Regions from separate parts of the Homo sapiens genome. Here region 1 is linked to region 2. Evidence: read pairs that join two places in POLR2A ChIA-PET (ENCODE). Cell type or tissue: PC-9. All regions are shown on one strand.

The links. Peaks named below come from ENCODE experiments on the same cell type or tissue, not always from the same donor. Only the 100,000 strongest peaks of a DNase experiment are listed, where the experiment ranks them.
Region 1: POLR2A ChIA-PET joins it to region 2 with 8 read pairs; 2 of 35 experiments call an interaction of 5 or more read pairs at or near these places.

What each region holds. Positions count from the first base shown.
Region 1 is chr21:36,646,129-36,650,128 of GRCh38, reverse strand. The region is part of intron 1 of LOC105369308 (a long non-coding RNA gene); the gene reads left to right. Among named protein-coding and RNA genes, the nearest start is that of SIM2, 51 kb to the left of the region's middle. In PC-9, no CTCF peak of the experiment used is centred here; a DNase peak (open chromatin) is centred at 2,228; H3K27ac peaks cover 1,565 bases.
Region 2 is chr21:36,358,907-36,362,906 of GRCh38, reverse strand. It overlaps MORC3 (MORC family CW-type zinc finger 3), which reads right to left. Exons shown (of 17, transcript NM_015358.3): 11 at 2,830-2,952; 12 at 2,649-2,723; 13 at 679-724. Among named protein-coding and RNA genes, the nearest start is that of CHAF1B, 24 kb to the left of the region's middle. In PC-9, no CTCF peak of the experiment used is centred here; no DNase peak of the experiment used is centred here.

The DNA.
Region 1 (4,000 bases), 290 kb before region 2:
GGCCCTTCATCTGACACAGGAGTATGAGCCATGAGCCTCTTTGGGGGTATGTTCAGGGAGGGATCTGTGTACCAGCTGTGAGATGAGGTAGGCCCCCCGGGCAGGCCCGGTGCTTTAGCGCCTCACCAAATTCCATCAGTCCCCCAAGGCTCACTGGGAGATGATGCCCGCCTCCAAGGTTAGCCTGTGGCATTTGATGCTCACCCTGGAAATGGCAGAAACACTTAATCCACCGTGGAATCAACTGATAAAAATAACTCTCAGCCAATAGCTTGTTTCTGCAAATTGCAATTAAGTGGCTGCTGGTACTTCCAAATAAATACGGTAACAATTTCCATCTCTGAGCAGCTTTATTTAATGTCCCGTGACATCTGACATACCATATCATTCTTCAAGCACCGAAACAAGAAACTCCATGTCATTCAACCCCTATTGCAGATGTGGAAGGCAATGGGTGGAGGGTGGCTTCCCAAGGACACTGTTGTTATCGTTGCATTCGGCTAAAGGGAAATCAGCCATGCATCAGGAACACGGGCCGGCGGGGAAGTCCTGGCCATTGCGTGTTCTTCCCTCAACGCCTCTATTCCTGAGTTGATGGTGTTTCTCCGGAGAGGAGAGATCCAAATGTTCTGGAATTGGGCCCTCTACACCCCTAAAGCCAAGGAGTTTTATTTTTAAAATATAAATACAATTTGCCAGGGGTATCCAGGTGAAATCAAAGATTAAAATCATGGCCTCTTGGGGCTTGCAGTGAGCCGAGATCGCGCCACTGCACTCCAGCCTGGGCGACAGAGCGAGACTCTGTCTCAAAAAAAAAAAAAAAAAATCATGGCCTCTTTTGGGGATGTAAGCAATAAGTGTGCATGCATGTGTGCGTGTGTGTGGGGGTGGGTTTATTGAAGTGAAATTCACTTAACATAAAACCAACCATTTTAAAGTGCACAATTCAGTGGCATTTCTACACCCGCTCCCTCTATCTAGTTCCAAAAGCCTTTCATCACCCCAAAAGGAAACCCTCTATCCACTAAGCAGTTGCACCCCATTCCTCTCTCCTCCTAGCCCCTGGAAACCACCAATCTGCTTTCTGTCTCTCTGGATTTGCCTATTCTGGGCATTTCATATAAATACAATCATGTCATGTGTGGTCCTTTGTGTCTAACCTCCTTCACCCAGCACATCTTCAAGGTTTATCCATACTGTAGGGTGACCAGAACTATTCCTCTTTGTGGCTGAGTAATATTCTGTCACATGCATATACAGCATGTGGGTTTTTAGTTGTGTTTTTTTTTTTTTTTTTTTTTTTTGAGACAGAGTCTCACTCTGTCACCCAGGGCTGAAGTGCAATGGCGTAATCTCTGCTCCCTGCAACTTCCGTCTCCTGGGTTCCAGCAATTCTCCTGCTTCAGGCTCCCTAATAGCTGAAATTATAGTCGTGCACCACCACGTCCAGCTAATTTTTTTTGTATTTTTAGTAGAGACGGGGTTTCAACATGTTGGCCAGGCTGGTCTTGAACTCCTTACCTCAAATGATCTGCCCACCTCAGCCTCCCAAAGTTCTGGGATTACAGGCATGAGCCACCATGCCTGGCCTCCTTTTTATGACTGAGTAATATTCTATAGTATGTATATAGAGTGTGTGAGGTTTTTTTTTTATTTTTATTTTTTCGAGACAGTGTCTGACTCTGTTGCCCAGGCTGGAATGCAGTGGTGCAATCTCAGCTCACTGCAACCTTCTCCTCCCAGGTTCAAGCGATTCTCATGCCTCAGCCTCCCGAGTATCTGGGATCACAGGCACCTGTCACCATTTCTGGCTAATTTTTGTATTTTTAGTAAGTAGAGACAGGGTTTCACCATGTTGGCCAGGCTGGTCTCAAACTCCTGACCTCAAGTGATCCACCCACCTCGGCCTCCCAAAGTGCTAGGATTATAGGTGTGAGCCACCACACCTGGCAGAGTGTGTGGGCTTTTTGTTTTTGTTTTTTTTTTCAAAGTTACTTGGACTCTGTCACCTTGGTCTACCTTGCCCAGGAAGTCCTATGGCCCTGCCACTATGTATTTTATGTACACAGCAAAAGGTGGGAATGGATTCAACAGCTGTGTCCTCAACAGCCGCGTCCTCTCTTCTACCTGCACCTGGAACTGCAACGGGGCAGATAAATATTTCCCAGAGACGCCTGCAGTAGCACACAGAGTGTGTTGGGAACAATTGTAAAGTCGTGCGGCTAGTGAAGCTTAGGACGAAGGCATTTTGAGCTTGTGAGTCATCCATGGCTGTAGTGGAGCTTTGGCCCACAGGGTTAAGCAAACAGTAAGGACAGGGATAAAACTGGGGCAAGGCTTCTAGAAGGTTAGGGAAAAGGGAATTCAGTGAGTGTTCTTGGGGTGTACTCCTAAAACACACTGTTTAGGGAACTCTTGCTGGTGTGGACTTCCTTAAACAGAAAGTCTCTGATGGGGAAGGAGGGTCCCTCACTTTGGACAGCTTTTGAGACCATTGCTAATTTGATCTCATTTTGACAATGAAGGATTTTACTCAACTTTTCATTGTCTTCCTTGAAATTTCCTTCATACCCCTCCTTCTCCCCCAGCTACCTTCAGTCCCATTGTCCCGGCTGACGGGCGGGCGGAAGTATTTCCTGTGCTCTGTGAATGCTATCACATGACACCCGAGTGTGGAATCGCATCCCCTGCTGATACAGTCTGAAAGCTGAGCTTCCCCATCCTCTCAGGTTTAAAGAAATGGTCACTAAAATTCGTTTAGTGTTTTTCTTCTTTTCCAACCAAGAAACATAAATGTGTGTTTGAGATCAACACAGACGATTCTTGAGTGAAATGGGACTTTACACATGGGGGTATTTGTTCATAGGTTTGAAACATTGAAAACCAATACTGTTCCGACTCTCAAGAGAAAAACGAGTTGTTTTTTTTCTCCCTAATGGAGTGTCGGTGATGGCTCTCCATTAGGGAGGAACTAAAGGTGGAGGTCCGCTTTTTAGTGTGGGCATGTCAGGTGCGAACCCTCCCATGCACTCTCCTCTCCTGTTCTCACTCACACACACAATTTAAAATGTTTATGGAATCTCTGCTCTGGGACCAGGACTCTGAGACCCAAAATAAATAGGATTCGTGCCTGCCTCCCACAAGGAGGGCAGTGGCCCTGTTTGGTTTTGCTTGGCACCTAGCACAAGCCCTGACACTTAGTAGGTGCTTTGTAAATGCTGACAGAAAGAATGAATGCTTCCCCTCACCTGGCTGTGTCAATATTTGCCTGGTTCTGCCAGGCCTGATATTTGCCACGTAGGCATTTCATGTCTGCACACACGTGGGGATGGCGAGTTGTGGACGTTCTCAACCTGACTAGCAGCAGTGCCTGCCAGGCAGGAAGTGCTACCATCTTGGAAGAAGTAAAAGAACCTGCTGATGGGATTCAGTCCGGCTAGGCTCTGCAGCCCACTTGGGGGTGTAAGGTGCCCATGCTGGCCTCAAAGCAGAGGTGTCCCTGCCACATGGCCCATTCTTTGCAATGTGAAAGCCAAAATGGAAAATGAAAATAAATAAATAAATAAGTAAACCAACAACAAGTAGTCCCAAGAGAAACAAAAAGGTATTCCTAATGGAAATCTCATGGGTGACTCCACAGGAGCTGGAAAAGGCTGATTCCTGGAGCCCACGGGTAGAAAAAGCCACATCCACTTACTTCCCAATTCTGCTCCAGGTCAGTGCCGAGGGCCAGGCAGCCTCCAGAGCTTTCTGGATCCCTGAGGACAGAGACTGGGTGGCCAGCTGGGAGCATCTCCAAACAATTCCTTGCTTCCCAGGATATGGTGTCCGGGGAGGAGAATGCTCTTTGTAGCACCAAAGTGTGTTTCAGGCGGGGCAGAGTTCACAGACAGCTGCAAGATTGTGGCCAAATGGGAATTTTTCGAAGTGAATTGGCTGTTTATTCAGTTGTGTGTTTGTGGGGCACTCAGACATAAATATCATGTGAGCCTGAGTTCGG
Region 2 (4,000 bases):
TTTTTAAAGTTTGTTTGCCTTTCCTCAGAAGATACCCAACTAAACAATCAAACTAACAGTTTGAATGATGTTGGATTAGGAAGAGTTGGAAAGGTGGGCAAGCAGAAGTACAAGAGAAGAAAATGAACTAAATAAACCAAATCCCTTTGATATGTATTAAACTTTAACATTCACTACTGATTAAACTAAGCACTACACAATATAAGACACAGCTATAAAATGGAAAGCTTGGACAGGTGTGGTGGCTCATACCTGTAATCCTAGCACTTTGGGAGGCTGAGATGGGAGGATTACTTGAGGCCAGGAGTTCAAGACCAGCCTGGTCAACACAGTGAGACCCCATCCCTATTTTATTTATTTTTTGAGATGGAAGTCTCGCTCTGTGGCCCAGACCGCAGTGCAATGGTACCAATCTTTCTCACTGCAACAGCTACCTCCCAGGTTCAAGCAATTCTCCTGTTTCAGCCTCCCGAGTAGCTGGGATTACAGGTATGTGCCACCACATCCAGCTAATTTTTGTGTTTTTAGTAGAGACAGGGTTTCACCATGTTGGCCAGGCTGGTCTTGAACTCCTGACCTCAGGTGATCCACCTGCCTCGGCCTCCCAAAATGCTGGGATTACGGGTGTCAGCCCCCATCTCTATTTAAAAAAAAAAAAAAAAAAGAAGGCTTAATTACCCGAGGGATCATTTCCGGTTGTCTGATCCTGAATTTTTCCTTGTTGCTTTAAAATAAAGATGAAAAACATGTTGTTATTTCTCAATCCCATTTCCCAATGACATACCTGCCATTTATGCAGTTACTAAGGTACTCTGAACTCTGCTTCTATTTCAATATAATCAACAGTAAGCCCTTCAGGAAATACTTTCTACCTTTTATCTCAGTAGCACCCTAATTTTAGCCTGAATTTTTCCATCCTCACCGGTATAAACTGCAGATCTTTGGTGTTTTTTTCTCCACTAAGACCAGATAACTCAGTCCAGAATCACAGGCTTTTGAACTAGAACATCACATAGGTTTTTTCTTTTGAGAGGGAGTCTTGCCCAGGATGGAGTGCAGTGATGTAATCTCGGCTCACTGCAACCTCTGCCTCCCGGGTTCAAGCAATTCTCCTGCCTCAGCCTCCCGAGTAGCTGGGATTACAGGCGTCCACCACCATGCCCGGCTAATTTTTGTGTTTTTTGTAGAGACAGGGTTTCACCACATTGGCCAGGCTGGTCTCGAACTCCTGACCTCAGGTGATCCGCCCAACTCAGCCTCCCAAAGTGCTAGAATTATAGGTGTGAGCCACCACTCCTGGCCTGTCTGGGATTACAGATGTGAGCCACCACACCTGCCTTTTTTTTTTTTTTTTTTTTTTTTTTTTGAGACAGAGTCTCACTCTGTCGCCCAGGCTGGAATGCAGTGGTGTGCTCGGCTCACTACAATCTCTGCCTCCTGGGTGCAAGTGATTCTCCTGCCTCAGCCTCCTGAGTAGCTGGGATTACAGCATGCACCACCACACCCAGCTAATTTTTGTATTTTTAGTAGAGACGGGGTGTCACTATGTTGGCCAGGCTGGTATCAAACTCCTGACCTCAAGTGATCCACCCACCTCAGTCTCCCAAAGTGCTGGGGTTACAGGTGTGAGCCACCACACCAGCCCACATAGGTTTCTATACTTCCAATACTATTGCTGGATTTCACTAAAGAATAGTACACTACAAATCAAAGCCACCTGAAAGGCTCTTAGTAACCTGGCCTTCTGTGTGTGGTAGATTAGCCTGAAGTCTCCACTGGCTGACTATCCTTATTCAGCATCTGTCCCACTTCCACTATCTTTTTTTTTTTTTTTAAGATAGAGTCTCACTCTTGTTGCCCAAGCTGGAGTGCAGTGATGCGATCTTGGCTCACTGCAACCTCTGCCCTCCAGGTTCAAACGATTCTCCTGCCTCAGCCTCCCGAGTAGCTGGGATTACAGGCACCTGCCACCACACCCGGCTACTTTTTGTATTTTTAGTGGAGACGGGGTTTCACCACGTTTGCCAAGCTGGTCTCGAACTCCTGACCTCAGGTGATCCACCCGCCTCAACCTCCCAAAGTGCCACATCCATTTTCCATTATTCCCATTCACATACTCTAGCTACACTGAGTAAATGTTTATTCCCTGTACATTCTCATCGTACCCATCCTTCAAGGCCTATTACAAAAATGACCTCCTTCATGAAGTTTCCTGATCTATTTCTGCTCTCCTGCCCACCAGACAGAACTACTCTCCCTATGAGCTTCCTTACAGCACTGGACCAGAGCTTCTATGGCACTCACCAACACGTAACTGGTAAAATTCATGTATCACCTCTTCTGTTACACCTTCTCTATAAGCTTCAATGGGGGGGGTATTCACTAATGATTCCTCTGCATACAGCTCACAACAGCAGACTGCTCTTACACAAAACATCCGCACATATGGCAGCAATAAGCATGAAATAAACAGCAGGTATCCACAGCATAAGTTTTTGTTTTTAAAGCCCTTGATATTACGCACTCCACATTATAAACTTTTTCAGTTACAGGTGCTTTACCTTGGAGAAGCATCAAATAATGTTGCCAAGGCATCACTGTTCATGATCTGGGCATTATTACCCACTATACATCAATACAACACTCACGTCTTTTTGTAGGTTTTTTCATAAGTGGGATGTACCAAATCCTCATCTTCAGGTTCTTCTGGAACCTCACAATTTCTATTCAGAAAAATCACATAGGAATAACATGTCACCAGCGCCTATTCATACACTGTGAACAGTACTTTCCGTCTTTCCAAAAAGGGTACTACCAACTCTATGGTACCTGAACTGTGGGTCAGGGTTATTGGAGCAATACCATTTTTCAGGAAGTTGATCCATCCCATCAGGTAATTTCCGCCACTTTAGACAGGCATCACACTGAACCCATGTCTGATCAGGACGCTTCCTGTCCCAAAACAAGAACAAAATATTAACACAGAAATATGGACTCTAAATACTTCATCAGATGTTCCACATCATTTCTACCACAAGATGCCATTATTTAATTCCTTTCCTAAAAATTATGACGTAACTCTTTCAAAATTAGGCTGGGTGCGACGGCTCATGCCTATAATCCCAGGAGTTAGAGACCAGCCTGGACAACATGGTGAAACCCTGTCTCTACAAAAAAACACAAAGATTAACTGGGAGTGGTAATGCACACCTGTGGTCCCTGCTACTTGGGAGGCTGAGGTGGGAGGATTGCTTGAGCCCAGGAGGCAGAGGTTGCAAAATCATGCTACTGACCTCCAGCCTAGGCTACAGAGTAAGATCCTGTCAAAAAAAAAAAAAAAAAAAAAAAAAGGAGAGGAAAGGAAAGGAAAAGAAAAGAGAAAAGGCAAGGCAAGGCACGGTAGCTCATGCCTATAATTTGGGAGGCTAAAGCAGGTATTTTTTAGAAATACATTTTAAAAACAACTATTTTGAGCTGGGTGTGGTGGCATACACCTTAGTCTCAGATACTCAGGAGGCTGAGGTTGGAGAATCGCTTGAGCACAGGAGTATGAGGCCAGCCTGGGCAACATAGTGAGACCCCATCTCTCAAAAATTAAACACAACCATTTTGGTTACCTTCAAAAGATTAAAAGTCACAAGCCAATTTGAACAATGTGACTTATGTCTTAATAGCATTAAATTTTTTCTATAACTTAATATTTCAAATGCCTTGCCCTGAACTTTATGTTTAGTGTCTACAATGTTAAATCTACAATATATTGTATTTATTAGCATAATAAATCACTCAAGTCCAGAAAACAGAATTCTGTTGTTATAATTTAAGTAACTTTAAATAAGACACTTTTGCCCTCTTATTTCTGAATAACTAAAATTAGTATACTTTTAGTTTACAAAATGCTTTCATATTTTTCTCATTTAAAAATCAAGGCTGGGCGCGGTGGCTCATGCCTGTAATCCCAGCACTTTGGGAGGCTGACGCGGGTGGATCATGAGGTCAG